4 separate regions of the Homo sapiens genome follow, and regions 1, 3 and 4 are each linked to region 2. A link is a loop called in an ENCODE intact Hi-C map of the cell type or tissue named here. Cell type or tissue: PC-3. All regions are shown on one strand. Region 1 overlaps ARB2A (ARB2 cotranscriptional regulator A). Region 2 overlaps ARB2A (ARB2 cotranscriptional regulator A). Region 3 holds the start of MIR2277 (microRNA 2277). Region 4 has its middle 12 kb from the start of MIR2277.

Evidence for each region. A loop is a pair of places that touch in the nucleus more often than their neighbours do. Peaks named below come from ENCODE experiments on the same cell type or tissue, not always from the same donor. Only the 100,000 strongest peaks of a DNase experiment are listed, where the experiment ranks them.
Region 1: it touches region 2 in a loop (2.4-fold over the local background); 2 of 110 quality-filtered maps call a loop at or near these places.
Region 3: it touches region 2 in a loop (4-fold over the local background); 10 of 110 quality-filtered maps call a loop at or near these places.
Region 4: a loop joins it to region 2, with 3 times the contacts of the local background. A loop is called at or near these places in 21 of 110 quality-filtered maps.

Annotation. Positions count from the first base shown.
Region 1 is chr5:93,677,195-93,685,194 of GRCh38, reverse strand. The region is part of intron 10 of ARB2A (ARB2 cotranscriptional regulator A); the gene reads left to right. It also overlaps the pseudogene NPM1P27. Among named protein-coding and RNA genes, the nearest start is that of POU5F2, 60 kb to the left of the region's middle. In PC-3, CTCF peaks have their summits at 3,305 and 3,509; a DNase peak (open chromatin) is centred at 7,664.
Region 2 is chr5:93,785,191-93,793,190 of GRCh38, reverse strand. The region is part of intron 8 of ARB2A (ARB2 cotranscriptional regulator A); the gene reads left to right. Among named protein-coding and RNA genes, the nearest start is that of POU5F2, 48 kb to the right of the region's middle. In PC-3, CTCF peaks have their summits at 2,429, 3,500 and 3,713; DNase peaks (open chromatin) are centred at 2,620 and 3,850; H3K27ac peaks cover 1,031 bases.
Region 3 is chr5:93,617,757-93,625,756 of GRCh38, reverse strand. ARB2A (ARB2 cotranscriptional regulator A) reads left to right here. Exons shown (of 11, transcript NM_032042.6): 11 at 4,628-8,000. The coding sequence ends at 4,770. MIR2277 (microRNA 2277) reads left to right here and starts at 4,969; the gene lies at 4,969-5,061. It overlaps LOC124901028 (a long non-coding RNA gene), which reads right to left and starts at 4,075. Exons shown (of 3, transcript XR_007058874.1): 1 at 3,814-4,075. RefSeq lists a silencer at 4,411-4,460 and an enhancer at 6,815-7,623. In PC-3, a CTCF peak has its summit at 4,990; no DNase peak of the experiment used is centred here; H3K4me3 peaks cover 2,031 bases; H3K27ac peaks cover 343 bases.
Region 4 is chr5:93,604,392-93,612,391 of GRCh38, reverse strand. No RefSeq gene overlaps it. Among named protein-coding and RNA genes, the nearest start is that of MIR2277, 12 kb to the left of the region's middle. RefSeq lists a silencer at 4,275-4,569. In PC-3, a CTCF peak has its summit at 4,394; DNase peaks (open chromatin) are centred at 4,391 and 4,911; H3K4me3 peaks cover 2,267 bases; H3K27ac peaks cover 1,090 bases; H3K27me3 peaks cover 2,380 bases.

The DNA of each region.
Region 1 (8,000 bases), 110 kb after region 2:
ATAAATTAGAAAACATATCAGTACTCTTTAATATAGGACATTTCTGATGAGAAATATTACAAACATGAGATCTAAAAGGATGTAAGTCATTGATGAATTAAATACCTCAGAGCCATATGACCTGAGACTTATTTCTGTTGTCTGCTCACAATGAGGCACTTTACAGAAATATAACTCTTTAGTTGCTACTTGCACAATTTCAACTGAAGTTTTAAATTAGAAGGTGTAAAAGCAATGATCCTCACTATAACACTTCAACGTACAGCAATATTGTAACAAATATAAATGCTACAAACTGGTTTGTTAAGATAAAGTAGTTAAATATCATGAGAGTGGCACTGTTTACCCCCTCTTTAGTCTGTGGTCATTTGTTTTAATTTTTACCTATGTGACTTGGTTGCTAACTAGGATGTTTTTTAGTACAAATGATGCAAACATCTGTGTTACATATACCAGAAATTCAAAAAGGAAATAAAAAGAACTCTATTCTCCAAGGGACTGTGTGACTGGATCTCTTAAAAACAGATTCAAATAAATAAAACTCAATCACACTAACTTTAAGTTGTGCTTTAAAATTTTTTACTATTTGTCTGAATCCTGACAAAATGTATACTGAGGGTAGCAAAACATATTTGTGTATACAGGTAAGCTACACTTCATTGATTCATTTCTCTATTTAACAAATTTTTATTGAGCATATGTTATGTGCTTAAAACAGGAGATAAGTAGTAAACAAGAAAAATGAAGAAGATAGTGATGATGTTGATAATGATAATAACAGCTAGCCTGTATTGAGTGCTACCCATGTGTCAGGTATTTATGTCGATTAATCCTCACGTAACAATATGAGTCAGATTCTAATATCATTCCACTTTGCAAGTGAGGGAATAGATTTAGAGAGCTCTCACAGCTAGGAAATAATGCAGCCTGACTCAAACACTGCAATTCTGACTCCCAGGGCCAGATTCCTAACTAACAACATGCAAATACATTCATTTTCCTCATGGAGCATATGTTCCAGCTACCCATTTATTTAACAAATATGTATCAAGTGTCTGCTATGTGCCAGGCACAGTCCTAGGCCCTGAGTTACAGAGAAAAAGAGTTTGACACGGTCATTGCTATCATGGCTTACACCTTCCAGAGCCTCTAATAGAGGTTTTGTAAAAAGGGAGAAAGTATGCACGTATTAATGCAAGTACTAGACATAATTAAAGTAATTAATAACATTGACAAGAATTACTAAACTATTGAAATATAATACAGTTTCTTTAAAAATACATACTGTATATTCAGAAAGGGTAATGTTATTTTTACATCTTAAAAAGAATTCATTTTCATCTCTGGTTCAAAATATATATCTTTAAAAAAAAAACTTTTTGCCTGGTGTGATTCCGTCCTGCGCGGCTGTTCTCTGCAGCAGCGTTGTTTTATCTCCGTCCGCCTTCTCTCCTACCTAAGTGCGTGCCGCCACCCGATGGAAGATTCGATGGACATGGACATGAGCCCCCTGAGGCCCCAGAACTATCTTTTCGGTTGTGAACTAAAGGCCGACAAAGATGATCACTTTAAGGTGGATAATGATGAAAATGAGCGCCAGTTATCCTTAAGAACGGCCAGTTTAGGGCTGGTGCAAAGGATGAACTGCACATTGTTGAAGCAGAGGCCATGAATTACGAAGGCAGTCCAATTAAAGTAACACTGGCAACTTTGAAAATGTCTGTACAGCCAACAGTTTCCCTTGGGGGCTTTGAAATAACACCACCAGTGGTCTTAAGGTTGAAGTGTGGTTCAGGGCCAGTGCATATTAGTGGACAGCACTTAGTAGCTGTGGAGGAAGATGCAGAGTCAGAAGATGAAGAGGAGGAGGATGTGAAACTCTGAAGTATATCTGGAAAGCGGTCTGCCCCTGGAGGTGGTAGCAAGGTTCCACAGAAAAAAGTAAAACTTGCTGCTGATGAAGATGATGACGATGATGATGAAGAGGATGATGATGAAGATGATGATGATGATGATTTTGATGATGAGGAAGCTGAAGAAAAAGCGCCAGTGAAGAAATCTATACGAGATACTCCAGCCAAAAATGCACAAAAGTCAAATCAGAATGGAAAAGACTCAAAACCATCAACACCAAGATCAAAAGGACAAGAATCCTTCAAAAAACAGGAAAAAACTCCTAAAACACCAAAAGGACCTAGTTCTGTAGAAGACATTAAAGCAAAAATGCAAGCAAGTATAGAAAAAGGTGGTTCTCTTCCCAAAGTGGAAGCCAAATTCATCAATTATGTGAAGAATTGCTTCCGGATGACTAACCAAGAGGCTATTCAAGATCTCTGGCAGTGGAGGAAGTCTCTTTAAGAAAATAGTTTAAACAATTTGTTAAAAATTTTCCGTCTTATTTCATTTCTGTTAACAGTTGATATCTGGCTGTCCTTTTTATAATGCAGAGTGAGAACTTTCTCTACCGTGTTTGATAAATGTTGTCCAGGTTCTATTGCCAAGAATGTGTTGTCCAAAATGCCTGTTTAGTTTTTAAAGATCAACTCCACCCTTTGCTTGGTTTTAAGTATGTATGGAATGTTATGATAGGACATAGTACTAGCGGTGGTCAGACATGGAAATGGTGGGGAGACAAAAATATACATGTGAAATAAAACTCAGTATTTTAATAAAGTAAAAAAAAAAAAAAAACTTTTTGCCTAATCAAAATTTATTCAAGAGCTGTTCCTTTCTTTCAGTTACTAGAAAAAGAGAAATTCAGGGAAATTTTATATCTAAAAACTGGGACTTTTTACAAGGTGGGAAGTCACCAAGACCTTGTGTTATCTGAAGTTAAATTTTATCCAAATTTCAGGACTAATATTGCAATGACAAATATTAGTAAGCCACACACATTTTTTCCAGTGGGCAAGATCAAATGGCTTGTGAGAAATGTTTTTTTTTTTTTTTTTTAAGTTAGACTGTATCCTAAAATTAAGGGACAAACTATTTAGTACTTTGATGTTTTGCCAAATTTATTAATTATAACAGGTAATATTTTAGAGTATTTGTTACTGAATCATCCTCCTAATTTAAACCTTCTGCATTGGGATAAAAATCTCATTTTGAATTAAAGCTATTTCTTTATGTGAAATAAGCTGAAGCCACTTAAGAGAATTTAAATGAAGAAAACATTAAATAATGGAATTTCAATATTTACCAAATATTTCACTTATATTCTACATTTAGGATATGTCAGAAATCAAAATTGAAAGCTCTTGCCTGAGCAGTTACCATTTGACATTTGGAAAAATTAGTTAATATTTTTGTAAACCACTCTGTATTTGGTTTGTAAATGACCATTTGGACTCCTGGTTTAGATTCCTCTCTTTTCTTCTTATTTTTACTTTGTCATCAGTAGTCTTGTCATTGTCATCATTTAAAATGACACTATTAAGTACAAAAGAATATTCTAAATTCTGGAATGCGAGGCTTGTGCCTGGCCTCGGTGAACTTATGCAATGTAGCCACAAGGGGCAGAAAATATATACTTAAAAGAAAAATAGCAATAAAAAAGATAACAATTTTACAAAATGTGGTTCAGGTAGCTTAGAGTTTGCATACTGTGCTAATTTGTTGAGAAGATAGAGCCCAAACTGGGTTTTATCAGAGAAGTAACTGGTAATTTTGTGGAGAGGGGAAGGCATTCTAGGCACAGAAAAGTAGTGGGTGGGAACTAAGGCAGACGACAGTAAACTCAGCAGCATTGTGACTGGAGTTTAAGGAAACTGTGAGAGAAAAAGTTACAGAGAAATTTACAAGCAGTATCTCTAGAGAGTCTAAAGAGTTTTAAGTTTAATTTATAGGCCACATAGAGTCACTGGAGGTTTTGGAACAGGGAAATTTGATGAAAGCAACTCTTTAGGGGGATTATCTTGCCAGTGCATGTGTAGGACGCGTTGTTTCAGAAGACCAGTTAGAATATTACAACAGTCTGGAGCTCGTGTTTCCCAAACTATACAACTGGGAATAGTAATTCTGAGAGCTCAAAATAGTAATAAAAGCACCTATTTGGGGGATTTTTTTTTCTTGACTGGAAAAAAAAGGAAACATTACATATAAAATCTTCTTCTTGGAGATACACTACACATTAACACATTAAAGGCCTGTGCCAGAGAAATCCATAATTTCACAAACTTATTTGCAGATAAAAGGCTTTGTTCATTGTGTACCTATTCATAAACATATCACTGTGTTCCACTGAAATTACTGGAAATTTTGGTCTTATCAATTACCTACTTATTTATAAATCTATCTAAGAAACAATAGAAGAAAGGGAAAGATAAAACTCAAAACTTCATTAGAAAGGTACTGAGACATCATTTAGTCCAGACCCTGTCTTTAATCTTGGTAATCAGAAACCGAATGTTACCTTTGACTTTGACACCTTTCTGGTCAAATTAAGTAGTGCCTTTAATGATACTTGTTTGCCAATCCTCTTTCCCTCATGAGACCATAAAATACCCAATAATCAGATTAACCTTTGTCTTACCATCATTGTAATCTCTAAATCTGGCTGATAGTAGGTGGTAGAAAAATACTTGTTGACTTGAAAGTGATGAGAAAACTAAACAGTTTGTGGCATACCTGTAATTACATGGATGATAGCAGGATACATTGAAAATAAATGAATTCCAAGAATTATGTTGAAAATTTTAGCTATGAGAGTGAGGAGAAACTTGAAGACAAGATACTTGGTATATTCCAGACATAACTCTAAAACTAACTAGCAATTATGATCTTGATCAAATCACTTAAGTTCTCTGAGACTCTGTTTCTTCTAGTTATAACTCTAAAATATTGGGGGAATCTCCATTTTTTATTATGACAAATAATCAAAAATTAACTAGATGTTGTGATTTACATTGGAAATATATTCTTATAAGAGACCACCTTTAAATACACAAGAGTTTTTAAGTATTTACTTCTTTATATTTATACTTAAACAGTATTCCTGAACCTCACAACTTTTTGTTTTCTTATTTTCCTCTTCGTTCCAGGCCTATCAAAGATGATGGAATCTTTGAAAGTGTGTCGATGTGTATGCTTATGTAATATTAGGACTGAAATTTTTAAATCTTAAAATGTGAAAGCTCCAGTTGTCAGAAGATCATAAGTCTTTACTTTTAAGGACTGTTAAAAATCACCTTCTGTGAGATCTCAGCTTTGGGATTTTTTTTGACATTTCAAGACTTAAATTTGAAAGTGTAGAATCTCTATAAATACAACATTACCACAAGCCCAAAAAAGTCAAGAAATGCAAAAGGTTAGATTCTTACTAACTCCTCTCCCACATTATGCTCTAAATTGAGTTATGTATCTTTGAGTTAAATACGTAATCAGGAATACTTTATATGAAATACAGTTTAAGTTATGACATATTAAGTTTTTCTCTTTGAATTTTGGGGCATAAAATTGTGTATGTAAATCATGCAATATCACATTTTTTGCATGTGCCCTTAAGGCTTTTTTATGTTTTCTTCACATAGTCCCCTCATTTACAACTTTATCTTGCTGTGGACTAACCATATGGGAAATCCACTATTTTAAACTTAAGCTATTTTTGTGGTGTTACTGCATAAGAAAATGCCTTTAGAGTAGAAAAATCATATATTTTTTAACCAGATTATATAAATAAAAATTAATTTTTGTCTAGTGGTCATTTCTTAGTTCAATTTGAAGTATATCATTTTTAATTCCTAAATATTTCTAGAAAGCCTCCATTGCCATGGCCAAGTGAAAAATCGAAGATAATAAAGAAGTGCCATGAGACCTGGACATTTTCGACGTGTTGAAGATTTAAAATTATGTGTAATTTACATGAGACATATAAATGAAAGGATAGACTTCACTAAGATTTTTTTTTTTTGCTTTAAAAATAGGGTATTTCTCTCCTGCAGCAGCATCTCACATCTCATACATATGTGCATATTTAGTTTTCTATGTAGCATTCAGTCCCAAGAACACTAATTATAATTTTAAATTATCAATAAGATATAGGCTTAAAGTACAGTAGATGTTGAATTTCATATCTCTTATAAGATTCCCTATCTAAAGAAAGCAACTACTTTATGCTTTTATTTTCATTTTTTAGAAATTGTTATGAACTTCATAGTCACTTATATTCCACTTTTTACGTTAAAAGCACTCTTTGAATTTGTAGTGTGCAAATAGGTATATGGTTTTTATGTCTAAGAAAAACATTGCCGATGGTAATTCATCTGTGTATCAGGAAACAAGTGAAAACCAACACACAATCCTCAGTTCACATGGGACCATCTCAAAGTGTTTCTTTGAAGTCCCTGTTGGTAATATTTACAAAATGGCTTGCCATTAACTTGTTAGTATGCTCATTACTTTTGTTTAGAAAAAACCTCAGTTATATTGCTTTTTTTTTTTTTAGACGAAGTCTTGCTCTGTTACCCAGGCTGGAGTGTAATGGCCCGCTCTCTGCTCACTGCAACCTCCGCCTTCTGGGTTCAAGCGATTCTCCTGCCTCAGCCTCCCTAGTAGCTGGGATTACAGGCGCCTGCCACCACACCCAGCTAATTTTTGTATTTTTAATAAAGACGGGGTTTCACCATGTTGGCCAAACTGGCCTTAAACTCCTGACCTCAAGTGATCCACCCACCTCGGGCTCCCAGAGTGCTGGGATTACAGGCGTGAGCCACCGCACTCGGCCACATTTAGATTTTTGCTTGTTTATTTGTTGTCTTTGAAATATTTCTTCTGCCCACCTTGATTATGATTGCCCCAGCAAGAGTTTACCAAACAGTAGTTCCTTAGGTGTCCTGCTATTTTCCTAAGAAATCTTCACTTGGAATTTTATATATCTCTTCTGATGGAAGGATAACTGAATTCTATAATTTTGTTGTCTTTTACATTTGATACGATACAGACAGTCATGTTGAAGCTTCTCAGGAACTAAAATGCGATTTCTATAGTAGGTTCAGCTTTGGGAACCATATAAAAAAGTTAACACTTCTCTGTATAACAAACAGTATTGTCTGGGATTTGGTGCCATATTAGAGCCATCCCTTATCAGTGAATTTCCCAAAGAATATGCTGCTTTTTTTGCATAATGGGATTATTTCTAGGAATGGCTCTCTTGACCCAAGATGTGCTACCCTCTCAAAACACATTTGGGTCTTTTAAGCATTTTCAATGTGCTTTGCGATCATGCTCACTCAGTATCCACTCAGTTGTTCTGTTGTTATTTTGATATACATAAACATTCGGCTACACAGTGGGTAAGAGGTAGAAGTAGCACTGAGATCCCCAGGACAGGGACCAAGGCCCAGTTTGGTCTCTCCTTGGCTAAATTCCATTTTGGACAGCTCAGTTTTTCTTTGATGTGTAGGGTTTAATTGCTTATCCCTAAGCATAAGGCTCAATTGGTGGGAGCTTGCGCAGGGAGAGCCATTTGCCCTTTCCTGAATTAAAAAACTGAACATCATTAACAGTTTATTTTTGCAGAGAACCATGCTGCAAGTGGGATACAAAAATGTTATTTTTGACTGCCCAGTTTTGTCCAGGCTAGTCCCTGATGTATCTCATGACCTCACAATAGCCTCTCGTGCCTGCCTGGCCACAAAGCTTGATTATTTTGTAATTTGATCTTAGTGGGGATTCCAGCCGTGCTTCCCTGCTTGTGGGCAGCAGAATGTGGCAGCACGCCTGCTCACTTGCCTGAGCGGCTATGATCAGATTACGCCTTCTCAGCGTTTTTTATATTGGCTGCCTACAAAGTTCAGAGAAGCTTGAAGTCAGCCCACTTGAGTTTTACAGCCCTTAACAGAGGGAGACAGAATAGGAATCTTGGTCTCATCTGTGTATACTGTTAAGACAGTCAGAGAGTCACTCAATGCTGAGTATCTGTATCTTTAATTTTTTTTACATGAACTTTTGTGCATCATGTGATTTCCAAAAACCACTTTTCAAACTTTGTTATTTTTAGAGCT
Region 2 (8,000 bases):
TGAGGCGAGAGGTTCACTTGAGCCCAGGAGTTTAAAGTTACAGTAAGCTGTGATCCTACCACTGCACTTCAGCTTGGGTGACAGAGCAAGACCCTGTCTCTTAAAAATAAAAATAAAAAAATCTAGCTATGCCACCACTAATTATGTGAATGTGGTATGCGTGGGTCACTTACTCTCTAGGCATCAGTTTCCTCATCCATAAAACTGGTACATAATCCCTCAGCTACCAACCTGTGTACTTAAAAAGGAATTGTTCTATCTAATGAGATAATCTATATATAAATACTCAGAATATGAAGGGTCTCTGTGGAATGTATCTTTTTTTTATTTTTTTATTATTATTATACTTTAAGTTTTAGGGTACAGGTGCACAATGTGCAGGTTAGTTACATATGTATACATGTGCCATGCTGGTGTGCTGCACCCATTAACTTGTCATTTAGCATTAGGTATATCTCCTAATGCTATCCCTCCCCCTCCCCCCACCCCACAACAGTCCCCAGAGTGTGATGTTCCCCTTCCTGTGTCCATGTTTTCTCATTGTTCAATTCCCATCTATGAGTGAGAACATGCGTGTTTGGTTTTTTGGTTTTGGTGTTTGGTTTTTTGTTCTTGCGATAGTTCACTGAGAATGATGATTTCCAATTTCATCCATGTCCCTACAAAGGGAATGTATCTTAACCTGCCTTCTTTCCTAAAATATGAGTTCTACCCAGAGGTCAGAAATCATGCCTTCCTCTGCTTTATAGTTATAATCTATTACCTAGAATTTTTTTCATAAAGTTTTGGTAAATTTTCTCACTTTTCTATCTAAGACTGTGTCACCATTTCAATGTCTTCTTCGCTGAGCCTGCCTTAGTTTTTTGGTTTGACAATGTTTAGTCCTAACTTACACTTTTATACTGTATCTACTTCACATATATTCATTGTAATTTTCAAATCTGTGTTTTATAATATCTTGCCTACTCTGGTCAGTCATATTACATAATAAAATGTTTTAATCAAACAAGTCAACATGATGATCACTTATACTATTTTCTTATTATGCAAGTGACCCCTTTTACTTTTTCCTTACAATTAACTTGTCTCTTATATAATAGATACTAGCTGTTTTCTTGATTGGTAAAGCAAGTTTTTCAAACAGTCGCCTTCCCCTCCCCACCCCCAACCACATCACGTATTTTGTAGAGCATGTGTCTTCTTTCTCAACTCCCAGATTGTCAATCACTTAATGTTTGCTTTTTTTTTTCCTTTTCTTTTTCTTTTAAACCTATCTTACACATGCTTTTTTTGTTGTTGAGGGAGCTTGCACGTGGCAGCATGGTCTAGGCAGGAAAGGAAAAGGAAGTTATTACTGCTCTCTTCTGGCCGCCTGCAATAATAAATCATAACTTGCCTTTCCCTAACTGGTGGCTGGAGACTTGTCTTCATAAACGCATGTGACCCAAGAAGTTTCAGTTTACATACCCTATCCCTTGGTGTTCTTGCCTATGGAGAGCCTTTTCCTTCCTGAAATTAAACAAAGATTGCAAGAATTGAAGCTAGGGCTTCAAAGCACAGGAAAAGAGAATGTTGTCTTATCCTGTTGCTACAGTGGAGATCCAGCTGGCCATGTTTACCTAACCAGGGTGTGAGACTGCTTGTCCATCTGTGAGGGGCTCAGCACAGTGCTAAGGCTTGCTCTTAAATTTTGAACTTAGAAACCTTTTGAAATACCTCTTGTGTGTTTTCCTACATAGTTATTTTTAGACAGTTTATACGTTTGGGGTATATGCTGAAATTGCTAAGCATTGAACAGAAGGAAACTTTATAAGCCTTACCTGTTTGCCAGGGTAGCATTCAACATCGTGTTATATATACGATGATCAAATTATTTCCCATTCAAGCCAGAGCACTGTAACAGGGAAAGGAGACTCTATTATTAATTATGCCAGTTTAATAGTCATAAGCCAAGACTGTTCTGGGCAAACTGGAATCTATAGTCATCTTATTTGTACTTGATTATTTCCTTTACAATATTTAATCGAAACCAAATCACTTTACAAAATCAGGGAAGTAGGGGTGGAGATGGGAGTAGAAGCTGTATGATACTTCAAAACTGGTATCCTATCAGTATGAATTTTGATGTCACTGAAGAGCACATAGATACCACATCTAAAAGGAAGGTTACATTTTAGAAATTAGAGATGAATGTCAAGGTAATAATAATAGCTGACATTATTGATTTCTTACATGCCTTTTCTCCTTTATGCTTCAGCAGCCCTATGAAGAGACTACTGGTATTATTCTCATTTGGGTGTTCTTACAAAGATTAACCAAAAATAAAAATCTAAGCACGTCTAATTCTAAAGCCTATGCATACTTTTAACTATAACACTATACTGCCTTCCTCTGGACATACTCTGTATCTCTGTGATTATCTTTTTTTTTAAATACAGTCAGTTACACTACCTCTATGTAGAAAACAAGGTGGTAAAGGGACTCTTTCCCCCAGCGTGGCACTGCTGAGCCATGGCTTCGTGCTTTGTTGCCAGCTCAAGCCATTCTGAAAGGGTTCACTGGTGGGAGGAAAGTAGAACTACCACAGTATTGCTTCACCAATTCTGTTTTCATTGTCAAGTGCATAGTGGTATGACTGGTCTAGTGTGCTGATGACAGGATTTTAAATACACACAATCATCAGATCTTAGTACTTCTTAGTCATGCAGTTATAGAAGTCTTGCACCATGTAATCAAAGGAAAAAGCAGCCCTTCGTACATGTTTTCTTTGCAGGCCTGTGCCTTTTTTAAAGTAATATTTGTCATTAAGTGCATTTATAAACTAAACTTCTATTAGCTTCCTCTGTATGAGTGAGGATAATGCACTTTTTAAAGATTCGGAGTAGTTTACATGGCATATTTTTGTGGGATGACCTATTATAATTATGTACTGTGTGCCATGTCCTCTGCTAGTTGCTTTTCAGTTTGTTCATTTAGTACTCAAAATAATCCTATGACTTACGGGGATTTGTCATCTCCCATGACATTCACCTGATAAAGCTGAAGTACAGAAAAATAATTTACTCAAAGTATCATTACTAGAAGTGGCAGAGCATGGACTTGAACCCAGGGAATCTGACTCCACCGTCCTTGAATTTAACTATTGCACTTAACTTCCGAAGCTTCTACTTTCAAAATAGAAATTGTGAATGCAGATTAGAGGTGTGAACTGCAGGTAACAGGAGAGTTGAATGTCATACTCATCTGAATTTCCTGCTGGGCAGTTTGGTCTTCACATTTTATCTACTGAAGTGTGTGTATTTCATTATAATCACTAGAGGTGCTAGTGCCTAAGATAACAGAATCAAGGTTTTAGTGTTACACCAAAGATGGTATTTGTTCTCTTAGTAGCATTCTGTTGGGATAGACTTGTCCAAAAGAATCTTCAGGAAAAATAATACAAAGTAGTCTCTGACCTTAACAGAAAAGACTGCCAAACCCAGAGTTGACTGATAAGTCATCTACAGGGCACACTTGTAACCAGGTGGGCTTGGATAGCACAGGACAGAGTACCATGAAATGGAGAATATGCAGGCAGAAGTGTAAAGTGATAGGAGAGGTTTGTGATAAAATATTTTAGTTTATTAAACCACATAAAAACTGCACTGAAGTAGAAGCACTGAATGCAATTATGATCTGCTTAATGAAATTATGAAAAGGTACCAGCATTTTATACTTTTCAAGCCTTTGAAACAACTTAATCTGAAATTTTAACTAAAGGAGCTCTAGAGGGAGCTAATCTATTTATATACATGTATTTTTTTTAAAGGCATCTCAAACCTCAACTCTGCTATTAACCGGAGTGATGATTCATTCATGCTCATACGGTAGTAATGATCCTTGGATTTATAAACGTACAGTAGTGTCAGATCCTAATCTGATGCAAATATGTGTTATCTGATTTTCTTTTCAGAATATTATTTCCTGTACAAGTAATTCACATGCTGTAACCCTCACAGTACATATGTGTAACACATGTCATAATTTAAAAAGAAAGTAATGGCTTTTGCTGATAGAAGACTTTAAAATATTTTTTCAAAAACACATTTGAAACATGTGATATATCCAAACATAGCTATGGGTCTGCACGCACATATATACATCCCTACCCCAACCCACACTGGCTCTTTTAGGAATTCCCTTGGACTTTAAAATATAAGAAGTAATTATTCTGAGTGTCATGGCTGCCAGGCTACAAATACAGGAAAATGAAATTATGCATCAGCTTCTTTTAGGTTAGGGTGAAGCCATCCCAATTTAGAGTTTCTTTCTCCTTTAGGTTGGGAGATTGAATTGAGTTGGATTTACAATTCCCATAACCCAAGGCCCTGGATTAGAGATATGCCAAAGACTTCATGGCAGAGCATCCCTATAACATCAACATCTCCCTGCCTTCAAAGTAAATTAAGGCATCTCTCTACCTTAATTCAGTATAAGTTAAATTAAATCATAATTCAATTTGGCAGAAGTAAAGGAATCTTTGTGTTTTCCTTTGCGGAAAGTCATTTATGGTGGAGTTCTGGAAGAAATGAAATCCAGAGAAATGCTAAAACAGTTTTTAAGCACAAAAAGGAAATTGAAGAATGCTTAGGATGACATGAAGCATTTGAATTTGGCCAGGTATCTGTGAAGACAGTAGGCAGGTACATCATTTGAGGACCTTAGAGAAAGCATGGTGCGGTAAATTAGGTGGACAGAAAAGGTCTGCAGGATTTCTGGAGGGAAATGGTAGCAGCCCTGTGGAAGGCCTGCACTGCACACGGAAGGGAGCAGAGGTAGCCTTGCTGCCTCCGGCCCTCCCGCACCTCCCTTTGGTCCTCTGGTCTTCATCTCACCGAATGAATACTCCTATTATACTCAGACGAACTCATCCGTCTTGTCACTGTTAGTTAATTTTTTAACTCTTACTCTGCAAGAAAAAATAATGATAAACAGGATTTCCCCCCCTCAATTTCAGCCCCATCAACAATGTTAATAGTAATATGAACTTGCATACAGATGGCATATGCTTTTAATCTGTTCAAAGTACTGTACTTGATATTTAGTAGCTTAAACTTTTGCCAGACTAGGAGCATGCCACATAGTGAAGGAAAGAACAGATTAATTATGTTTAAGCTCAAGTGAAAACACTATGAGTGGATAAATGGGTAGAATTAAGGAAACAAAACTATCAGGTAACAGGGCCACATTTTTTTGTTAATGCTGAAATCATCAATATGATTTATAGGAATATCTAATTTTCCCTCTTACCCTAGACATTATTTATTTTAGAACTGTAATAATTTTAAAGTGCTATTGTCAGTTTCTCCTCCTGGCTGATTTCTATCTTGGCATGAATTTTAGAATTTCAACATTCCTTACTGATCTGGATCTTTTTACCATTTAAAAAAATGTCCAAGTGAATGAAATGCTGTATATATGAAAAGGGAATTAATCAAATGAGTTTATTTATGTAAGAGTGTTATGTATTACTGAGAAGTAGACCTCGTGTAATACAGATGAAAGAACATGACATATATCCAAGGTCAAGTCACAGTTTTATCACTTTGTGTCTGGGTGGCCTTTAACTGGTTTCTTAAACTGTCTCAGTTTACTTATCCACAAATAGGGAAAATAAACAAGTTTTGCCTACATTTCCATATTATTTGAGAGTAAAATGAGAATTAATTTGTATTTTATTTTGAAATTTGGAAACTGCTATTCAGATTAAAATAAATATTATACACAGACAAAAGCAATATTTTAATTGTAACTTTACAATGTATATCCTATTAAGCCATGGAACTTTAGGATGTTGATGTCCGAGGTATCAAAATTTGTCATCACTTCTATCCAACACTTGATACCACACTGAAGATATTATAACAAAAATGGTATGGATGTTGACCTTAAGTGTAATTATTCAAAGGGATCTCTTACTGGATATTTCATAATTCAAGAATATATGGAGACATTTAGATCACATGGTCTTATCTTTTTTACAGACTAAGATTCCTTTGAGAATCTCAAAGTTAAAGATCTTCTCCTCAAAAAAATATTCATATGCCCATGTAGAAAGCATTTTACAAGGAATTTCAAGTTGTTTAATATCAATGGATCCTAATTAAATACTGCCATGTCCACCTTAGATTGTTATATAGAAGGACTTTGATGATATGGCTTTCCTCCCTTTCAGAGAGGGTTTTCCAGACTATTATGGTCTTCTGTTATAGACCATATTATAGAAGGTTTTTTCCTGCCCAGCTGTGCTTCTACTCATTCCTTGCTTTGGCTATATTTCATCTAAGGTCTGTCTCTTAAGCAAACCTGATTCTGTCTCCCTGCACCATTGCCTGTCTCCAGTATTTTTCATCAGTACTCATTCACAGTGGAAGAAGTAAGGGGGGACTGTGACCCAGACTAATAAATGCAAGAAGCAGAGGGTCTGGACAGAAATGGCAGTTGCAAGTAGTTCCAGGACTACTAAATTAGGCTGCAGCAAGGATGGAACAGAGGTAAATAGTCCAAAAAGTTAGACTGTTAACATATTCACTTATTCACAATTCTACTAATCCTAAACAGTCAAATATTGGAAATTCTTTGCTACTGGGTTAATTTGTAAACCGCTCTTCAGTAAGATCTTCTGGAATTTGGCCATTCCTCACCTGTAATAATAAAATATGAAAGTGATTTTTAAAGTGTAAAATGCTATAACAGTGTAAGAGAGTATCATATTGGATTATAATGTGACAGTGTGATGTGATGATAAATTGCGTGTTATCACTTCCACTGTATGAAACGTCAGCCAGAAAGACAGACTACAGATATTTTCCTCTAGTAGTCCCTCTAACAACTCTGTATTTTTCCATCTTGTAGAATTTTAATCCCCAGGTTTTCTACTTTAACACTAACTCCTCACCAATTCATTACTTTATTGTATCTCATTTCACAAATGGCTCTCAAGATTTAGTGTCTTCAGATGCTGTCTTAAATACATCTGCATATGTTAACAACAACCACAACAAAATCCGAGTCAAATATTTTAAAACGCAAACATATCCTTAGAATACCAGAAAGGCATGTTCTTATTTTGTACTTCAGCAACAATTGGTCTAGATCTCTAAAAGTGTTACCATTTAGAAAATGAGAATAAGGACGTATAATTTCTTCATAAGCCAGTTGGATTCAATATTGTGGAATTTGGGGTTTTATCATCTAATGTTGGTTTAAACTTTTATATGCTAGTGCCAATGTGATCCAATGATAATCTATTTGTAAAATAAAATCTAGAAGAAGGTAGCATACTAGTTAATAATTCATGTGAAGTATTAAATTAGAGTATTATTTTATGCTTTTAAAAGTATTATTGGTATTGCAGGATAAATTTTTGCAGCAATATTATGATGTTGGTAACCAATATTGATTTTAAGATTTTTATATTATATAAGCAGAAAACACAGGGCACAAAGACTTGAGGTGCAGAAATGTTGCTGAGGCAGCATTAACAGTGAGTTGGGTTCCCATTAGGTAGTATTCATTGAGACAGCATGTACATATGCTGGGCTTAAAAAAAATTAAGAGAGAGACATTTTAAATTCAGAACGCCAACAGGCATCCTTTGGTATCATAAGCATGGTGTGCAGTGTTCTTTCTCTGTATGAGCTTTCATCGCCATTCAGAATTCTCTTTTTTGAAGTGCACTATTATATTTTTGATAGACAATTCATAGAAATTAACAGCAAATGATAAAGAAATTGTTCTTTTTTTCAATAAAAGAATTTAGAGGGAGAAAAGACATTTGAAGCAAAAAAAAGAACATTATTATGAAATGCAAGGTTAGTATTTATGATATTTTAACTGCAATTTTTATAGCTTTCTTACATTTATTACACCAAATTAGGGCCACTAGTGTAGTAGATTAAAACCTTTTTTCATTTCTTTTGATGTAGAAATTTTAGCTTTTAATTTCTTTATCTGGCAGA
Region 3 (8,000 bases), 170 kb after region 2:
TATGTAGTCTTTTGGGAAAACAAATGACACATTTTAGCAATTTGATCTTTCTCATATGATTTATAGTCTCATTCTTGATTCTTAGAGTTTCTAATCTTTTTCACCACTTTTGCTATTTTCACTCCTTTAAAATTTGCTACAGTTCATTTTTTAAAACAAGTGATAAGTCAAGGATATTCAGGGTAGTATTTTCATTGGACGATCCCCTGCCTTTTAGTCACTTCACAATGAATAACATCATTGACAAATGGCATTTGTGGAAGAAACATAAGAAAAATGAAAAATAGGTATTTTCTGCTCTGTACAAGGATAAGAGAGATAGCTAGAGTAGGGTTCAGATTATTGGAAGAATTAATCTCTAATATAGTAAGAAATAATTATTCATTTTTATTTAAGCTGACCTTTGATTAGCTACTATTATAACAAATATTATGCCGTGCTTTTACTGTCCTGAAATAAATTCTACAGATAACATAATCTACCTACTTACGAGATTGTTAATCTTTGTAATGCTCTAGTTAACATGTAGAAGGAATAAAAGTAATTCATAATAAAATAATATGGATTTCAATATTTAAAGTGCTCAGGCAAACCTACATGAGAAGACATAATAAAGTAGTCAGATACTTGGTCCTATGCATGGAATCATCATGAATTTGACAGCTACAGATGCGGGCTGATACAGGTATGCTTATTGGCACCTCAAGTACCATGGGCATGGTGCCATCAGTTATGATATTTTTTTCATAGGGTAAACCACTCTTGGTAAGACTCTGAAAAACATAAAATGCATGACCCTTTCGATTTACACGGTAGTTGTATTCCTGGAAAATTCAGTATATATTAAAATCATGCAAAAAGTATTTTAAGATTATCTGTAAAACATATTTAAATTCTAATCCATATAATTATAAACAGGTTTTCAACTACATGAATAGCTGCTGAACATTTGAAAATCATGTGGGATGCAGAACAATTCTGTACTGCCTTGCAAATTACAGGATATCCACTATCCCTGTCCTTCTCCCAATAAATACCAATAACACCTTCCAATCATCTTGACCATCGAAAATATCCCTGCAAATTTCCAAAATGCCTCCAGAGGCCATTATCATCTCCATTAAGAACCACTGATTGAAACTGAGCAAAGGTATTTTTTTGTAATGAAGTGCTGTGATCCTTTACATTTTACTTTTATACTGAATTGATGTTATAGACTAGGAAACTGAATTCACTCCAAAGGTGAATTATCCAGTTAGACCAAGCCTGCCACTCCTAAATGATACCAAAATCATTCCTTGAGAACTTGGCAGATATTTAATGTGGAAAAACATTTTACTCCTTATATTTTGTGAAACTCTCTAAATTAGGAAAATTATTGGTTTGAAAAGTAGAGACTTCTGATAAGGGTAAAGTGGTGGTAGTGAAAAGACTAGACCTTAACCATAAAACCATGTTTTTCCCCTTCAAATGACAAGGTTAGTGCTAAATAAACTAGTTTCCCTGTGATTTCTACATCATTGCATTTTATTAATAAATGGCTGCTTTTTTGATTGACCTAAACTTCTACCTTTTATATCCTTTTATGAACAAATAATGTAATGGTCTAGTGTTTCTGTACTGATGTAATAAAAAGCATCCCACTTAATGTCCCCTAAAGTGATGTATTTTTTAAGTACTAGAAACCTGCTCTCAAAAGTTTCCATTCACTGAACATTGTCATGGATAGAGTTTCATATTCATCTGTAAATATTTTCACTGAACTTTGGACCTAAATTTTTGAAAATGGTCTCCAAACATATTCTTGAAATGTATATATGCAGTCCAAGTTAGACATGTAATTATTCAACTTCTGAATGGTATTCTAAAAATCATTTAAAATCTACTTCCAAAAATTTAGAAAAGACATTTTTATATTACATATTCATGTTATCATTCCTTAGTTTAGGGAGAATTCTCTCCCTTCCACCCCATTCTCTGTAATTCAGTTGCTAACCTACCTTATTACCTTTACTCCTAGCAATTTCCCTTCGTCTGACAGAAGCACACATTCTCATTATTTATACTCTTAAATTACAAGAGTAAATGTTGAGAGCCAGTACAAGTATTCAGTTATCTCAGGGACTCTGGTCTTTTCAGTCCAGGACTAATCAAGCAGAGAGTCATCAAAAGCTAAAACTAAAAAGCTTTTGTAGTGATTTTATCACCAGGGAAATCTGTTCATCCTTCAGAAGGATTGTTACCCGTAAAGAAGAAATAAAGGAGTTAAAATTGCTTCAGACCGTTGACTCCTTAGGTCCCTCTAGATTCATAGATTGAATTGGTTTCAAGGGGTGGGAGGAATTATGAGGGGAATTCCCTGAGAAAGCTTACAAATTGATCATAGCCTTAGTAACACTAGTAGGTGTAAGTGTGATCACTATGGAGGAAATGCCAAATGTGGCTGTAAGCTTGGGAAATGGTTACGAAAAGAGACAATTAACACCTTTTTTTTTTTTTTTGGCTTATTGTATTTGGGGGTGGGTGTTGCCACGTAGTATGCATCTGAGAATGGTCTTTCAAAATGAATTACAATTGATTTTAAAATGTCCTACCATTATAAGTGCAACTGTGTAGTTATTACTGAAGTGAAACTAGGGTTGCAAACACTATAGAATAGAGACACACATTTGATAACCCTATCCAGAAACTGGTCCTCCTAGATCTACCCGCAAATATCATTTAAAGCAGGTATGTCTGAGCATATGTAGAACTGCTCAGTTAGGTTTGGAAAATATAAATGCCTCCAAATTCAAAAGAATCCTTTAAGATTGTCATTTGAATAAATCAGTAAAAATATAATAATATCTAGATGTTATGTATTATAACACCTATTGATGCAAGCAGGCATATATATATAATTTTCCCCCAAGAATTCTATGAAGAATTGTCAAAATCCACCTAGCACTTTAGGATTTAACAAGATAAACCTACACTCATCCCTCCTTCCTATTGAGTAACAATGAATTTTGCCCAAAATGAGTAAGCAAATAAAATGACCTCATTTTTAGTCTGAGTTGGGGGATATGACTTTAATACTGGGTCTTAGTTTCAAATTCAAGTTCATGAGGCCAGTCTGCAGAGGAAAGGAGGATAGAGAGAATCCTTGGGAGGGCACTGATAAAGAGAGAGGGGTTCTCTAGTAGGGCCAGCTCCCACAGCTAAGTCAGGCACAGACTGTAGCTTTCTGCTCTCTGGCCGACAGCAGCCATAGCATCCTTATTGTTGTAACTCCTAGATTGTGATACTGTCACAAAACTGTTGCTAGGCAACAAATGTGGTTACCAGGTCTCAGCGAATAGCTGAAGGGGAAAGCAAAGTGTTGCACCATTGTAGAGTAACCATAGCAATGACCTACTATTACAGACTAAAGAATTATCATTAACAATGTTAAAGTATCAGACTGAGGCCCTGAATCCGGAGACTTCCAAGCGGTATCTCTCTGCATAATTGAGTGATCTAGGAAGAGATTTCAACTGTTTAAAAGCTATTCACTCATTATTTCTGTGGAAGTCTGTAATTATTTTAATTTTTAATTTTAAAAAGTGCTCATTTATGAAGCCACTGGTAAAATGCTACATAAGCCATCACAGGGAGTCAAAAATAGCTAAATGTATTTCCTCATCTGTTCTTATGCTTGCATCCGTGTTATCCGCTGCCTGTGTTAAACTGAAGGTCGATTTGATTTGAAAACATGCTGTACATTAGTATTACATCGAAACCACAGAGAGAAGCCGTAGTAAAATAAAGTAACCCCATAAATTGACAACTAACCTGCATTTTCTAAGTTGAATTCCTCCTGATAAAATGGGAGGCCTAGATGCTCTTTTAGTAGTCACGGCTTTGAAACCTTTTTTTTAGCTGTTCTAAATTTGCCCCTTAAAATCTGTAAAAATGTCGCCCGCCAGGACACTTCAAGGCGTAATCCCTTTTGAATGCGGTCCTTCATTAAGCGTCCCGTATGATTTGGTCTCAGTGACCTAGCTGAGGTAATTGTGTCTAACAGCACAGCTTCCGGGAGACGCAAGAAAAATCATTCCCCCTTCCCCTCCACACCACCCCCTTGGGAAGCAAGGAAACAGGCGCTGTGCGATCCCGCACGCAGGGGAAACCAATCCCCGCGCGCGCCGAGTCTCGGGAGTGGGTGGTTTCCCGGAGGGAGAGGGAGTGGCCCTTCCCGCCCAGCGCTTCCATTGGCCCGGAGAGGCGGAGGCCTCGGGCGGCCAGCCGCGCCTCGGACGACCCCGGGACAGATCCGGGCCGCGTCCCCGCGTTGGGAGAGGGATGGGGACTGAGGCCGGAGACGCCTAGACGCCGCGGATAGCGAAGTCTGAGTTCCTCTGAGCCAGGGGGCAAGTGACCCCGCAGCCCTAGTTGTGCCCTGGGAGTCGGCTGGCCCGCGCCCGCGAGGGGGCGGGGGTCCTGGCTGAGGGGCGGGGCGCGGGCGGCTGAGGCGGGGCGCAGGCGGGAGGGGCGGGGAGGGGCGGGACCGGGTGGTCGGGAGCCGGGGCTCGGCCTGGCCCTCGCCGCCCTCACCGCGCCTGGCCCCGCGTGGCCACCTGGTAACCGAATGTGTTGTTCTTTGCAGGCACCGACCGTCACGAGCTAACTTCCTGGAAGAGCTTTCCGTCTATTTTCAAATTCTTTACCGAAGCCTCAGAGGCCAAGACCAGCTCCCTGAAGCCGGCTGTGACGCGCCGCTCCCACCGCATCAAGCACGAAGAGCTGTAAGAGGAGCGAGCGCGACGGGGGAGGCCGCCCTGGCGCACCCACCCGCACGCCTCCTCACTGCTTGTGTCGAGCGGACTCCCAGCCCCTCATTAGATTGTTTTCTTCCCAGAGCCCAGGGTCGTGATATATACATCTAAATAGCGTTTTGCATTATTTCTAGATGAGTGCAACTGTCAAAGCAATATGGGTTCACTGGTCGTGCTTCCTGCGGGCTGAGCGCGGGCTGAGCGCTGCCAGTCAGCGCTCACATTAAGGCTGACAGCGCCCTGCCTGGCTCGGCCGGCGAAGCTCTAATTGCCCTGAAGGAGACCGCGCGGGCGCTGCGGGTCCGGCGGCGTCGGCGCGGTCCTAGCGCCCGCCGTAGCGGAGCCGCTGCTGCTTCCCCCTCCTTAATCATGTCCATCTTTCCCCGCTCTCAACTGGAGCAAACTTCTATTCCAGACTTCAGATTTCCATTTTCACTAGGTTTTTCCCTGAGGGCATCTTATTACCCACCTCTTTTTTTTTTTTTTTAAGGAAGTTCCACACACACTCCAAAGCCGATTTCAAATTCAGAACCTGAATGCCATGATGTACCATGTAGTTTGGGGAATGCAAATTGTTCTCTCCCTGTTTTCATTTCGGGACCAGAAAAAAAAACAACTCTGCATAAAAATCTATAAAGTACTGAATCCGCATTACTGCTGAAAATCCTTTTGCCAGCTAATTGTGAGAGTTTACACAAGTCTCTGATTTCAGAAGAGACTGTTAAAACCAAAACAATGATGGGCAGCTCTTTTAAGTGTAGGTGTGAAGGTCCCATTTTCAATGGAATTTCCAACTGTTATCACTGGGATTGACTTTACTTTTTAAACACATAATGTGTACTGTGTGGCATTGTAATTTAGATATAACACACTTAAGTTTTGCTTTTTAAATCTCTCTGTGGAGAAAGGTTGTTGTTAATCCTTTCCAGAATGATCTATTCTGAGCTTTCCTGGAGTTAGGCCCTTCTAGGGAGAGAATTTTTTTATTGTCATCAGGAAACGAAACCTTTGTGCTCTGCAGCCTTTTTCTTCTGAAAGGCTAAGTGGGGCTAAAATTATCCTTTTAGTTTTCTGCTTTAACAAGAAGAGAAGGACTTGGTGTGAAAGAATTTCTTCTCTCAGTCCAATGGTATAATTTTTAGCACTCCGCTTCCTCTGTAGGGTTTAGCCCTACAGTTTGAACAATTATTTTAATCCAGCTAAGATGTGGCCAACACTGTGAAATACAGGAGATGTTAAGGTTTTGCTGACTTTTAGATTAAAATCTTAAAATTTCACATTATATTTTAATTACTTGAAAAGTTTAATTACCTAGTAAAGATTGTTTCTAATAGATGAGAACATAAATTTAATAGTTTTCATCCTTTTTTAAAGTGTGTGCAACAATTAATATGCCTGCCTTATTTGAGGACATGATAAAATGTACCCAAAATGACTTCGAACTGTCTAATGCCTCAGAAAAGTAACTTAAAATCAACCACTTCGTGCTTAAATGTTTTTATATTATGAACCGATTTCAACAAGTTTTAAAGCTGTTAATATCTCATTGCTGTGTTTGACATACAAGTACATTCATTGGTTCTATAGTCTTAATGATGACAAATTAAAGATGTTTTTTCAGTGCTCAGGTATGCATATATTTTCGTGTTACTTAAGCAAAATCAACTATATAGGAGGAAAAATCAAAATGGCATTTTATTCAGCTACCAGATGGCTTAAAATGAGTAAACCCCAACAACATCAAGCACATTTGTCTGTGATATTGACCCTTTTTATCCAATCATTACTATTTTAGAAGTAGTGGTGAACTGTGTAAAATAATGGTATCTTCAGCAGTGTTCCGGAATCTTAGTTGAGGGACAAACATTCCTTCCAGTGAGAGATTCAAGAATTGATGTGAATTGAATATATTTTTCAAGGTATTATAAATTGTGTTGTGTTTTCAGTATAAGAAAATGTTGACAGGAAACAATTTTATAGCATTTATAAAAAACCAACACTTGTGCAATGCTAAATTGGCGAAGCTTCTGCACCTGAATTAGAGCACAATAAATATGCTGTTTATAAACCAAATCACTGCTATTCCTTCTCTGAAATCATCTCTCCTCTTTTTAAACCTTTACTTATAGCTAGAATAAATCACTATTTAATTGCCTCTAATACTTTAAAACTACTGGATGGTTAGGCCTGGTTTAACTATTTATGGAGAGCTATTTGCAAACTTAAGTTGTGTAAATGTAATTTCTACTTGTGAATCTGAGCTGTAGCAGCCCAGAGGGAGCTAGGCAAACTATTCCAGACCACCAACTGATAAGTGATCAGATTCTTTGTAATGTAGGATTTTTTAACCTGTTGATTATGGGTTTGTTGATATAAATGTAATAATGTTCACCTCGATTTTCCTGGAGTAACAACCAGCGTTGGTAGTAGCCCACCTGCATGAGGACGGCCAGTGTTAACAATATTTTTGTTCTGATCTTCTTCCCCATTTTTGTTTCCTCAAACAGGTTTTTAGGAGAGTGGAGATTTAAAGTCAGGATGTGGCCTTTTTATTTTAATTATATACTTAATTCTTAGAACAAGTAGAATGGGAAAGGAGTGACTGATAAATCTAAGATTCAAAATAGTCCCGTCGAAACTTAAAGGCCAGATTATTGCTTTGGAGCTTTCTATAGGTACTAGCCATCCCGTCGTTAAATGTTTTCATGGATATTTGAAAAGAAGACCATGTACCTTTAATAACTGTTCTTTTCTCGAGTTTCTGCCTCGTGCTTTGACCTGGATTGCATTATTATTGTTTATGCGAAGTAAAAAAAAAAAAGGAAAGCACAAGCTTTTCCTGTATATTATATTTCCATTTCCATTTTAAAATAAAAACAATTTTCCCAACAACAGCGGTGTTATTATTCTTGCTCAGAAGAATTCTTGCTTATTCACCAATTGCATAGAGATTTTTTAAAGCAAAAACATAAAAGGAAGGATGAGACAGCATCCGTCAATATTTTAAACCTTCTGGCTACTTTTTATTTCTGTTAGTATTGCTGTAAGGTAATATCCTAACTTTAGTTGAGTCACTATTTGGCTTGCACCTTTTACAAAGCTAACATTTCTAAGACAGTTGTTTTTAATATCTAAAATATCTCCTTAGCAAGGAAATCTGAACAACCTATCAATTAAATTGTTGTTTTATAAAATACACTTGAA
Region 4 (8,000 bases), 180 kb after region 2:
GTCTAAGCTGAAAGCAGCGCCACTCTTGTCATTTCTATGGCAGGGATCTTCCCTCCCCTTTCCCCTTACCCCCGACTTTTCTGTGGCCAACTTTTCACCACCACCCATAGCTGGCAGAAGCTGTACATGACTGCACTTTAAGAGGTCTGTACTGGGAGCACATTCTTCCCGGGCTCTGAATCTGTCTGGAGAGATCTGCATTCCAGAAGATCTAAGTCCATACCCGTCCGGCCCTTGGTCCCACGGCTCTGCCAGTGGCTGGAGCTGTCGGACTGGCTCGGGTGCGCCCAGGCACTGGTTAATTACCTCCCGGAGAGAGGCGGCTCCGCTGCGGGCGCCCGGCCCGCCGCGCGCTAAAGAGCCTGACGGCAACTTACTTGACAGCACCAAAAAGGGGACGCGTCTGGCTCAATACCCATCACCTCTTCTCCTGCTTGCAGACCTTAAGTCCAAGCTGTGCTTTTCGGCACCTCTCCCTGTTTGGCTCTCTTCTTTTTGCCGTCGCGTTAAGCAAAGTACAATAAAGGAAGATCACTTCCCTGTGGTATCTTTTTCATTGCGTGGTCTCCCTAGCAACACTTAAGTTGCCACTCCTAAGACAAGATTAGTTTTTTGTAAATTTCAAATTGCACCTTGCTGTATTGAAACTCTTCTCACTTGCTGGGTTTTGAGTGAAATCTCTTCCCTCCCACCAGGACCCCATTCTGGTCACCCACTCTTTTGAACCGTTGTTGGGGACGAAAATACTAGGTTTAGAGTAGGTGAAACGGTCAAAACCAAATTTCTATTAAATATCAATTGTACTAAAATAATTTCAAACCAACTTGATCCAAACTTTGCTAGAAAGAGTCAGGAATAAGTGAAAAGGGAGAGAACACTAATATCTTAAGTTAATGGGTTTCTTGCCTATAAAATGCCCTCAATAAATTTATTTGAAAACTGCTTCTGTATAGTAACATGAACTACAATACATTTCAGGATAAATTATTATCTATTTGCCATAGTATTGCAAGGAAAATTTTCAGTAAACTAAAGCAAAAGTTTAGCTTCAAAACACTTTATTTTTATGTCCCATAAGACATACAAATATTTTATTAACTCCTTCACGGGTTAACAATTTAGTTTGTTTTCTCGAAACAGCCATCATCAACACACTGCTTTCTCATAGCACTGCTTGCACAAACTTTTTGTCTTTTCTTAGTCTGCAAAGTCACTGCTGAATTCTCCTCAAAGATTATTTTTTTCCCGTAGTTTGGTCATTTTTTCCATCTCAAGAGTCATTTTGCCCAAATACTAAGGTAAATCCATGCTACTAGAGAAACTCGGCCATGCCGGAAACTAAACTAGCAACACGACCCTCCTACGAAAACGGGGGACAACTCACGTTAGCTAATGCAGTTTGGCATCTGAAGTGTGCAGCATAGCGAAGACCTGTTGAATAATAGTGACTTGAAGACTCGAATATTCTAGACTAGGATCCATCTCCCACTATCTAAACCCGCAACTGAAATATCTACATAATGTTTGCATATCTTTGGCCAGTACCCTTTGGGGGAGCTTCCAGGTGCTGAGCTTTCTTCCATCTTTGGATAAATTCGTTCTAGCCTTCCGGAGTTCAGGAGCAAGCAAAGGGAATCAGGTGCAGAGAAGGACGTGAGGTTTTCCTCTGTCGGGGCTAGGGGAGTTGTGGAGATTTGGGGTGGAAGGGACAGCGCTTATTGAACTTCTGGGTGCCTAAGGTTTACTCTCTCAGTCTGGGTTTTGGGAATCGCTTTCTTTCACAAGGGATTTCCTTTATGACTTGGAGGAAAGGGGTAGTTAAGATCTGCATTTCATTAATCAAGAATTTCTTACTTTTTTTAAAAAAGTATGCTCCTAATCCAGTTTCAGAATGACTTTTCTGGATTATTGTAAGTACGTCAGAAACTCCCAGACCTGAGTAGAAATTTCAGAACCACTTTTGCCAGAGAAAACTGTGAAGAAAAGAAGCATGGGAAACTCATTTTCTTTATAATAAATCAGAACATTGAGGATACTGATCAGGTCCCCCTGAGAGGAGCATCTTCAGTGATGTTTGTTCGCCATCTGTGTGTGTTCGGTGAAAACTCTAAACCATTTTACAGCATAGATTACTATTTTTTTCCTTATTATCCAGCGTTTGTTTCAATTAAAACCCTACTATTCCATAGGATTGCTGCTGTTGTATCCATTTTTTTCCCCTTCAAAGTCTTTTAAAATAAGTTTCCTTGTCTCTTGCCCATTTGTCAATGTCAAGTATACACTGCCTATTTAGTTAAAGAAAAGTGTGTATTTCATATGTTATAAAAGAACAGCCTTCTTTATTTGGTTTCTTGGAAATCAATAATCTCTTAAACGTTTACCAAGACCCCTTGGGGAAAGGAGAGATGTAAACAATAACCACCAAACTTCAACATGACAATATCGGTTAAAATCTGCAGGATGATCATTCGAATGTGGAGAGGTAAAGGGGGATGATTTCAAACTCCCGCGATTACGGAAGAAGGGACCCCAGGTGTCGGATGCCTGGCTCCATCCTCTGCAACTTGCAAGGGAGTTACCTTGGAGAGTGGGGAGTTAATTCTAAACTTCTTTACCAGGCATTTTAGTAGCCACGCTGGTCTTCAAATAATTTAATTGGGAGGTGGCTGGATGACCACAGAGAGGTTGCAAAAGATAGTTATCCCCATTAAAAGAAATACCATGATTTCAGTCTTTCCTGACATAATTAAAGGCTTTGGTAACACTCCTTTATTTTGCCTCATGCTGTGAAAAAAATCACTTACTTCTCCAGCAAATGAAACTTTAAAATAAATTCTGCAGTTTAATTTCTGCTTTTAAAAGTTAGTAGGTATACGAGGAAACAGAGAAAGCATTAGAACAACTGAGTTACACTTCAGCTATTTAGCAGTTTAACATTAGAAGGAAGAATACAGCCAGTTTTCAACTTAGCCAACTTTTAAAACTACATGTGTTCCTGGAAAATAATACCCGACTAGAGTCAATTTGCATGAGATTCTAAGCTAGGATCTCAAGAAGGTGATAAAATATATGAAATTTCTTGAGTAAATGGTTGGGGAGGATTTGTAAGCATCTGAGGATCTAGTGATCTATTAGAAGCACAATGCACTCAAATTTGAATTTTCATGATCAACTTTCAACCCTGAAAAAATGAGAGCCATTTGCTTAACTTAATCTGTAACATATGTTTGCACCAGTAGCAGGTTTTTTGGTGTGTGGCTGGGGCTGATCAAGTTGTAAATTTTCTGCTTTAGGTTTTCAGCGCCTGCTAGTTTCAGCCTAACACCTAGAGAGAGTCTTTGCGGGGTTCTTCACCAAAGCAGCCAAGGTTTGACAAAAGGTTTCCAAACCACCGAGCTCTGTGTGTTGTTAATTTCCCCCAAAGGTAGAACATTTCTATACAAATTAGTTTCCAAATCCTAAAAGCAAGTAACAAGTTAAACTCTCCCATGTCAAAGTGTTTAAAGTTATAAAGAGATATTTTTAATTTGCAACCGTTGCCTTCCTCACCAGCAATCCTTTCTTTAAAAAACAGACAATGGTATGAGAGCAGTGGGTGCTGTGAAAATGACATCTTCATTCGACAAAACAATATTCAGGTCTTTTTGGCTTATCTTAATTTTTTCCACCAGAAATTTAGAACTACTGATTTTCTCTCTTCGTGCTTCAACACAAAGGAATCCCTCCAAAAGTGTTTTGAATATCTGAGAAGAATCATTTAGTGATTGAAATAAATATACATTAGAATCCACAAATCATTCTTCTTGTGAAACAAGCTGTGTAGTGACTTTCATTACTAATATTAAAATATATCTCTTTGTAGACATAAATTTTTAGTACTTGGGCTATAAAGAAATCATAATACTTTTTCAATCAATTAATGCTATCTCATAATGACAAATGAAAGTAATAAGTTCCCCACATCAGCCTGATTCATCTTCGAGTGAGAATGGGGAGTAGTGGTGGGAGAGGGTGGTGGACTCTAGTGGGAAACCTCGACGATTGTAAATCACCATCTGGACCTGCTGAGTTGTCCTCTTGAAAACCTCAATCACATTCTTGGAGGAAAGTTACTAAGGTGCCTTTTTAAGTGCACCAGAACAGGTAATTGAACCACACATGTGCCCTAAATTTAGGTGCAGAGTTTCCCTGAATTTCATTATTATATGGATTAAGATGGGCAGCTCCCACCTGGACGATACCTTAATCAAAAAGAGAAAAAGTGTGACGAAAACAAGGGCAATAATAACATTACCAGCACTGTACTGATCAAATGCCCACAAATAGTTCAGAACAACGGTGCTAAAAAGCCGCTTTAATTCTGAAACAGAAAGTCCTGAGACACCGAGCGCCATCTAGCAAGCAAAGTTAGAATCAAAGTATGCCTGAGTCAAGCACAGAGCACAGAAGGACAGGGGATGGGGAGGTAAAGGGGGACTTCGAGATCACTTGCTGTGATTTAACCATCCACCCAGTCTCACCTGAGCCCAGAGCTACCTGCAAGTTTCTGCTCTTCGCCTCACCGACCAGCTCAAATAAACCTAACAACTGAGGTGAGACAGACCGTTTCTGCCTCCAGCCAAGGCTAAAGGACAGCTCCTCGCAGGATTGCTTATTGTCTTTAATTAGAACAGGCCGCTTCTCCATCCCCTCCTACCACCTCCCCAAAATCAGCCTAGTGTCTAACTAGTTTTGCACCTTCTTATCCAAATGGGGACAAAGAGCAGTGCCTGAAAGGCTCACCTTGGGCTGAAATGATTCCCAGGGCTTCAGCGCAGAGGAAAGCGCATCGCTGGGAAAACATAGCACGATATGAGAAGTCACTCTGAGTTTACAAGGCTGCCCAGACGCCTCCTGACAGGCGATCTGAGCTCTCTCCGAGTGGCATAAGACACATATTTACTTAACAAGCCACTGATGGTCATGGAAATGGAATGCTGCCTCCTAAATATAAATGCTGTAACTTTATTCTTCTCCAGGCAACTGGGTCTTTGATATTTTCTTTGGCTGAAGAAAAGTCAAAGGTAGCTAGAAAGCTAGAAAACTACCCTGTTAGTGTGTAGCTTGAAGGGGGTGGGGGTGGGGTTGAAACACTTTTTAAAAATAATTTTAAAGTTTGAATAATGTTACCTAATTATATGAATATTCTTTGGAACTGGGCTAACAATGTAACTACAAAATAAAGCTTCTGGGATTTCAATGTGAAGAAAGTAAAGAATAATCTGCTGGTTTCTGTAGAGGCAGGTACCGCATATTTTTCTTTTAAACCAGTCCATCTGAATTCAAAAGACTGAGAGAGTTCATCTCAATAATATGTGTGCTTTCTAAAGAGTCTTTCTGGAATTTCATTTTAAGGCTGGAAAATAATCCAGTGTATATACATGCTAGTCTTAAACTACTCTTAATTTCCTGCTATTGAATATTGCCTCTATAGTAGCTCATTGATTCACATTGTTCTTAGAATACAGAGCCAGAGCTAGGCTTTTCTATTGTTCTCTCCTCATCTCCATGTCCCACACACAATTTTTTTCCCAGTGAAGTGAAGTTTTGTAAAATAACAACAAAAACAAAAACAAAAAAATTAGAAAATGAAATATTAAAATATTCCTGTTGAATATCAAATGCTACTCCAATCTCAGGTTTGCTACTTAATGAACACAAGCACAATAGATATGAAATAACAGTCCTCTTGATTTTTCTACTGTGCTATTTGCTGTGCAAAACAACCACATTAAGAATAAAGGAAGCATGAGATAAGAGTATGCTTAACACACTCACAGGTCATAGAACTTACAGGAAAAAAAAATCTCAGAAAAATCACAACCCACCCAACAAACCTAAGCCAATAAAGAGAGACTTCATAGTTTAACCCACAATTTAGAACACATCTAATACATTTCTACAAAACCTCCTTTTCTCCTTATGCCTGAAAATATGTGTAAAGATCTGAGGATGGACAGTAGACACAATTCATGCTCTCTCTTATTTCCCTCTCCCTCTCTGAAGTTCAGAAGAAAAGTTCCCAGGGCAGTCTTGCCTCCGGATGCCAATAAAAATTTAACTTTGTGTGTGTGTGTGTGTGTGTGTGTGTGTGTGTGTGTCTTGTTAAATAGTACATTTCTCCCATCAAGGTCTTCTTAAACACGGAACCTTCTCCTAGACAGGGTACCCAGCTGTTTAATTTAACATTGATTTATTGCTTTTAAAAGTAAATTTACACACATGCCAGCAGCGCTCCGTTTTGTTTCCCCAGACCCTGAGATTTATTTTCTACTTAGCGCTTGTCTGACAAAACAATGTCCTTTAACTTTATTACACATCGATAAGGAAATCTGTCTTATTTTTGTTCAGATTTATTGCTGTGTTACTTGTGGGGACTTTTGTGATCCAGAAAGGCTCAGGTCCGAAAATAAATAGAAAATTAAACAGAGTTGATCACAAAATAATGATCAAAACCTTACAATATTGTCCAGCCTATATCAGCCTGCTGGGGGGTGAGGTGGGGTGGGACAGAGGATGATGCTCCCCTAGTGAGCACAGTTGCTCTGGAAGAAAACAAAATGTCTTTAATGGGCAGGTAGCGTTTGAAGGTGGAGTAGCCAAATCTGGGTTCTGTAATATCTCCAAGTTCTTGGTTGAAATGTATTTGGGATTACAGGGCAGGGAGGTGCATCTGCGGGACTCCCCACCCTATGGCGGCCTTACCTCCGTGCAGAACTCCCAATTATCACGCGTTCGTGATGACTGAGCCCAAGGGAATTAAGATGGACTTTGAAGCAGCTTTTACGGTACACTTCATCTACATTTGGGTTTTCTTTAGTTCTCATTAAAAGGGCCACTTTCTTCTTTTCATTGATATATGTCTTTGTGTCCTTCATTTCACACTCTTAAAAAAAGTTCTCTCATCAGATCAAGTGCAAAAAGGAGGGGACGACATAATAACCATCATAATCATGATAACAACAACAACAACAAACAAGTGGTACTGTGGGTTTAAATCTTTTTTAAAAGAAGGTTTTCTCCTCTATATGGCATGGCCCTCCAATTAAAAAAAAAAAAGCTGGGGTTGAGAATGAGGATAATAAAAGTGTTTCTAAGGTTAAATTACATGAAGGCAGGCTTAAAAAAAAATCTCTGAATGTGATGAGCTTTCCTCTCCCATCCTGATTTCTCACAGAGACATTCAGTAATCACTTTAGAGCTGTTCACATGAGGAAATGAGGACACTATCTTTTCTAGTAAGAAGTGAAGATGTGACAGGTTTTGTTATTGGAATGAGGGAGAACTTCGTAAGATATTCCCTTTTTTCGCCCCTACAAACCCAGCATCTTTAAAACCCCCTGTCTGAAAGCGTGACTCGTCTGTTGCCTTTCCACTCTGGTCAGTGGGTCCTCGAAAACACCATAACATGTTTCAATAATTCTGACAAACCCATGAAGATTTTTTAAAGTTAATGAATCATTCTTTCTCCTGAAAACACATAAAAACACGTTTGTGCACGCAATTCCAATCTAATGAGAGAAAGAAAGAAAAGGGAAGGAAGGAAGGAAAGAAGGAAGGAAGGAAGGAACGGAGGGAGGGAGGGAGGGAGGGAAGGAAGGAAAGGAAGGGAGGGTAAGGACAGAAAGGAAAGAAAGAAAAATAGGAAAAAAGGAAAGGAAAAAATATCCCTCTTTAAAAGGGGGGAGGTGGAGTAACTGCGAAACATTGAAAATTCTCCTATTCATATTAGGAGCTTCTTCTTCTTCTTCTTCTTTTTTTTTTCTGTTTGCCCTTTGAAAAGGGGTCCTGTCACTCAGAAAGGGGCTGTTTCTTCAACCTCCTCCCCATCCACCCACCAGCCGGCCCCCCTCAGCCTCGCAGCCGGCCCCGGCCCACCCCGCGGCCCTCCCAGCGCACACACAGTTTCTTCCAAGTGCTTTTTCAAGTAAGAGCCGGAGAGATGAGAGGTGCGGCTTCTC